Regions from separate parts of the Homo sapiens genome. Here region 2 is linked to region 1. Evidence: read pairs that join two places in POLR2A ChIA-PET (ENCODE). Cell type or tissue: HepG2. All regions are shown on one strand. Links, peaks and the distances in the headings refer to the core of each region. The heading gives the core; the rest is flanking DNA.

What was found. Peaks named below come from ENCODE experiments on the same cell type or tissue, not always from the same donor. Only the 100,000 strongest peaks of a DNase experiment are listed, where the experiment ranks them.
Region 2: POLR2A ChIA-PET joins it to region 1 with 9 read pairs; 2 of 35 experiments call an interaction of 5 or more read pairs at or near these places.

The regions. Positions count from the first base shown.
Region 1 is chr7:138,150,672-138,153,598 of GRCh38, reverse strand. No RefSeq gene overlaps it. Among named protein-coding and RNA genes, the nearest start is that of MIR4468, 28 kb to the right of the region's middle. In HepG2, for the core only: no CTCF peak of the experiment used is centred there; a DNase peak (open chromatin) is centred at 1,348.
Region 2 is chr7:138,064,216-138,067,142 of GRCh38, reverse strand. It overlaps LOC124901753 (a long non-coding RNA gene), which reads right to left and starts at 2,134. Exons shown (of 2, transcript XR_007060553.1): 1 at 1,828-2,134. In HepG2, for the core only: a CTCF peak has its summit at 2,160 (motif pointing right); DNase peaks (open chromatin) are centred at 1,192, 1,892 and 2,132; H3K4me3 peaks cover 2,347 bases.

The DNA.
Region 1 (2,927 bases), core at 269-2,768:
CCTAATAGATACTAAACTATATTCTAAAGCAACACTAATTAGTATTTTTGGTAGGGGAATGTGTCAAATATATCAGAGGAATCAAAATAACCCAGAAATAGACCTATGTACAAATGGGAGTGAAATGTATGATAAATGGGCCATTTACAATCAGTGAGGAAAGGATGGCCCCTTGAGTAAAAATGGTATTGGGGCCGGGCACGTGGCTCATGCCTGTGATCCCAGCACTTCGGGAGGGTGAGGTGGGTGGATCACCTGAGGTCAGGAGTTTGAGACCAGCCTGGCCAACATGGCGAAACCCTGTCTCTACTGAAAATACAAAAATTAGCTGGGCATGGTGGCGCGTGCCTGTAATCCCAGCTACTTGGGAGGCTGAGACAGGAGAATCGCTTGAACCCGGGAGGTGGAGGGTGCAGTGAGGTGAGATCACGCCACTGCACTCCAGCCTGGGCAACAAGAGCGAAATTCTGTCTCAAAAGAAAAAAAAATGGCATTGGGACAGCTGGATCTCTATTTAAAAAATATAGTTATGACTATATTGCATAGCAGATGCAAAAATATTTTCAGATGAATTAAGGGTCTAAATTTAAAAACAAAAAGCCAAACAATTAGAACTAATCAGAAAAAATAGAGGCCATATATATATAATTTTAGAATAGCATAGAAAAGCCAGAATGTCTAAAAAAAGCCTCTAACAGATCTGACTAGATAATATTTTATTATGTATATATATTTCTTGGTTGGACTTCATGTACAGAGGGCTGAGTTAATCATATGCTTTAGTTTATGTCACATTATTATTATTATTTTGGTACTTTTGGCATTTTAATTTTATTTTTAGAGACAGTGTCTCACCCCATTACCCAGGCTGGAGTGCAGTGGTGCGATCATATCTCACTGCAGCCTTGAACACCTGGACTCAAGGGATCCTCCTACCTCAGCCTCCTGAGTAGCTGGGACTACAGGTGTGTGCCAGCACACCCAGCTAACTTAAAAAAAAATTTTGTTGTTGAGGTTTCACTACATTTTCCTAGCTGGTCTTGAGTTCCTGGCCTCAAGTGATCCTCCTGCCTCAGCCTCCCAAAAGTGCTGGGATTACAAGTGGGATTACTTTTGGGTTAAGTAAATATTTTTGTGATCCCATGTATCTCCACTATTGATTTATTAGCTATACTTGTTTTTTGAAAAAAATGACTGTGGTTAGGTACAATGACTCACGCCTGTAATCTCAGTTCTTTGGGAGCCAAAGCAGGAAGATTGTTTGAGCCCAGGAGTTTGAGACCAGCCTGGGAAACATAGTAAGACCTCTTGTCTACCAAAAAAAAAAAATTAGTTAGGTGTGGTGGAACGTGCCTCAGGAGATGAGGTGGGAGGATTGTTTGAGCCCAGAGGTCAAGGCTATAGTGAGTTGTGATCATTCCACTGCACTAAAAGATTGTTCCAGAGTTTCCCCTGTGCATATTTAACTTAAAACAGGCTATCATCAAACAACTTCACATTCATTGTTAAAAATCTTATTGCAATATACTTCTACTTCTCCATTTGGAAAGCTAGTTGGCAGCTAGTAGAGGGGTCAGCCTGGACATTTTGTCCTTGAGAAGGCTGACCTGTAGTCAGAATTTCATAAGTTTGTGGCTTTTCCAGATGGCTTTGGGAATTTTACTCGTGGTGTGCATGCCATGTGGTCTCTAGTATAACGTCTGTCAGGTCCTTCTGTGAGCATCTCTTCCTCAGCTGGGCCAGGGCTGTGCTACTTTCCTCATAGGAATTTCTCAATTCCTCCATTTTGGTCAAACAAGCTCCAAGTGGAACAGGTTTGGCCATGAGGAGTCAGTCTCTTCCTTTTTTTTTTTTTTTTTTTTTTTTGAGACAGAGTCTCACTCTGTCTCCCAGGCTGGAGTGCAGCGGCATGATCTTGGCTCACTGCAAGCTCCATCTCCCAGGTTCAAGCAGTTCTCCTACCTCAGCCTCCTGAGTAACTGGGACTACAGGCGCCTGCCACCACGCCTGGCTAATTTTTGTATTCTTAGTAGAGACGGGGTTTCGCCATGTTGGCCAGGCTGGTCTCAAACTCCTGACCTCAAGTGATCTGCCCGCCTTGGCCTCCCAAAGTGCTGACATTACAGGTGTGAGCCACTGCACCCGGCCTAGTCTCTTCTTGACACAGCCTTGACACAGTTTCATCAATTGTCAATTTTATCAATTGTCAATGGTGTGTGTAGCAACATGTTAGCACCTGGCTCTTAGGCAATGGAGGAGGGAGCAAATATTATGAGAAACATTGGGAATTTATGGCTTATCAAAGAGAGTAGTTTCCCCAAGTTTAGTTCAATAAGCTGCTGTGTGTGTGTGTGTCTGTGTGTGTGTGTCTTAATTGAGTATTTTAACTGTTATTTGGTTGATCAGAGGTAAATTATGGGTCATACATTCTGGTTTTGAAACATCTTGCCACAGTAGAATCTTTCTTAGAAACCAGTGAAATTCAGCATCTTAGCTCCCTTTTGACAACCTTTGACATCAGGCTTTATTTTAAATACTTCAAAAGTCTAGAAAACAAATTCAACAGTTGGGAATGGATAGTGGTTCAGATGCCAGAAGGATTAGCATGAAAGGAAAAATGGAAAAAAAAAGAAGATGCAATAAATAGTAAGACCTGAGTTCAAGTGTAAATCCCTTACCCTGATCATAAATCTTGATTCAAAGACCTTGGCAGGACTTTGTCTACACTGGATGTCATCTTGAGTCACACGATCTTAAATCACAGAATTCACAGATGTTGTCTGCATTGGCAGTGGTCTGTTTCTGGGGCTTTTAAGTGGGTTCCAGGGTCAGATTTCCAGCAAGTTTGTATGTGAAAGTTACATAACTTTTTTCTTTTTATCATTTTCTTCCAGACTAACCTCTTGGTAGATACGAGGTTGTAGAAT
Region 2 (2,927 bases), core at 145-2,644, 86 kb after region 1:
AATGATAAGATGTAGTATTTAGTTATGTCAACTTGCAGTGGGGCAAAGACTAGGATCAGAGCAAAATTCTGAAATGCATGGCATGGTCTGTTATTAACTCTTAAGGGGAGAGCCTATGTCATGAAGGTAAATGGAATACTGTAGGAACTTACATGTAAGTTCCAGTGACTCTTAGAACTTTGACAATTTTTAGTTTTAGTAATCCTTTATTTTCTCTACATTTTCCTGAAGATTGGGTATAAGAACAATACAGTTTTTGAGTAAAAGGAAAAGCATTCAAAGTCTTTAATGATGGTCTGGCAAGAAAAAGTCTCAATCCATCCTAAAAATAAGTAAAGAATGACCAAAGCTTGCTGGGAAATATTGATTGGACCAATAATTGCTCTTTCATTTTATGCTAACTGGCAGATCCACTTGAGGTTAGTTAACTCAGTTATCTGAAGTCAACTGACTTTTGAGAAAGGCTTATATGCCAAGAGTGAATTCGAATCAGTAATAGCATAGCTTGCCTGACAATCTCCAGCTTTTATGTTTAAGTATGAACTACCAATGAACATCATTCAATTAGGGTTATCAAAAGGTACATTAATTATTTTTATCAAGTGTTTGATTCCTGAAGGGATCCATAGGACCCAGTTTATACTTTATTACAGGCAACAAATAAAGCAATAGCAGGAGAAGAAAATGCATTGGGAGTGTCTAGAGATCTCAGGTGAAGACTTCCTTACTTTCACACCACATGGTTGTTCTGATTATGCTTTGTCTTCAGGTATTAAAACACCAGTGACCTGTGTGAGCACCTTGGTACCAGAAAGCCCAGAGCCTGCTCAAGGAGGGTGTGTCTTACAGTGAGCTAGTTGCATAGACATATTCCAATATGTGACCAGACTTAGTCCCTCAAGCTCCACCGAAACCAGTGGAAATTATAAATGCAATTATTAATACTAAATATTGCTGACAGGCTGGTACATGCTACCCTGAAAACAACTCACAGATCCATGGTTATGTAATATCATTTACCTTTAATTAATACATATTTAGTTAATACATTCCCTAGTATTGACAAGAGTCGATGTCATTCTCTAGGCAGTTCTGGAGATAAGCATTTGTCCTTATCTCCAAATAAGAAGGTCAATAGAGGTTAACCCCTGCCATACAAAGGGAATATACAAAGGTCTGTATAGGGCACTGACAATTTCCTAATACAGGTTAAATAATCAAGGCATTTTTCTTGCTTGAGTAGGGAAGGAGAGTTGTTGGGTCCAAGGTACTAAAGCTGTGGATAGTTATATATGAAGGAGAGACAAACAATGATGCCATAGTCTATCTCCAAGGCATTTAATTTATCCCATAAAGTGCATTGTAATTGTTTACAATTGACAAGAATATTTACATCTAAAATACTGGGAAAAAAGTCTTTTAATAGTTATTTTGGCAGTTGTTATTATTATATAACTATGATTAATAACTATTATTATATAACTATTATATACCTATTTAAACATAGGTATATTTCTTTTAACCTGAAAAGTACAAAACTGATGGGTACATATTTGTATTAATGTATTTTACTTATACATAATTAATCTGGAAAGGTGAACTTTTGCTGTGATTTATCAAGCTACCCGTCTTTCATCTTAAATTTTGCACAATAGTTTCAAATTGGTGAAAATTTGGAGAATGACAAATCTGATTATTTTTACTTATTTTTAAAATAAATCTTTGTGGTACCTAGGGAACCCTTCGAGAAATTTAATGATAGCTTAGTCATAAAAAGACATCTTCACTGAAAAGATTTTCCAAGCTGAGACATCTGTGAGTACTCACCAGACTCCAGCGTATAGTGATGCAATGCTGTGATTTACAGAGGAAAGACCGAGTGCAGCAGAAGAGTTCAGCCAAGCATTAGGGGTCAGAGAGATGGCATCCCAGGCTAAGCTTCCCAGCATCTGTATTCACACGCAGCACACCAAGTTTCCAGATTGAACCGCCAAGATCTGTGTGAGGAATACATTAGCTTAGGCTACAACTCAAAACCAAGCTTCCCAGCAGGAATTTTTCTCTCTTGAGCCACATAATCAAGCCTAGCTAACTCAGCTGGTTTGACCTGTTGCACATCATCAGTAAAGAAACTGACCTTGGGGGTGCGGGATCACCAGGGGGAGCTTTACCCTTTAACCAGCATATCATAAAACTGCCCTTATCTTGTCTGAGTGTCAAAATGTCATCCAGGAGACCTAGAGACAAAGAGTTTACAGGTGGAAAGTCCAGCTGTAAATTAACTGCATTGTCCATATCCTCTTATTTTTCTGAATTTGGGGCTTAAATTTGGGGAATGCAAAATGAAGAGTTTTCAGAGAAGAGGAGGTATAAAAACATGAGACAGTCTCTAGAGGCAGGTAATAGTTACCCAAATGTTTGTTCTCTCCAGGCAATATTTGAAAACACACCATAACAAGAAACAATAATTAGTAGAAACTTTTAATTCTTTTAAGCTGTGAGGGTTTTTTTGTTTTGTTTTGTTAAAATAATTTAAAAGCATGTCCAAAGGAATGAGGGCTAATAGAATATTATAGTGCTAAAAAAGGTACATCTGTGAGAAAAAATGACTGAGTCATTTTACAGAAAAACACAAATTATAATTTTCTCCTTTTGGTTCACTATTCACGTAACAAATTGTAGTAAATAATTTACTAATACTGCTCTATGTGCAAGAATTTAGACATAGAGAGATAAATACACAAACAGATGATAAACATAAAGATTTTAACTTTAGTCTTAATATATAATTTTATAAATATATTAAACAAAATAATGCTTATTATATTGAATTTACCATTTTAATTTTCTGCAACAATTTCCTGAATAGAGAAATCATTTTTTGTACCACCTATATATTTATATATTTTACATATTTTTGTATCTAT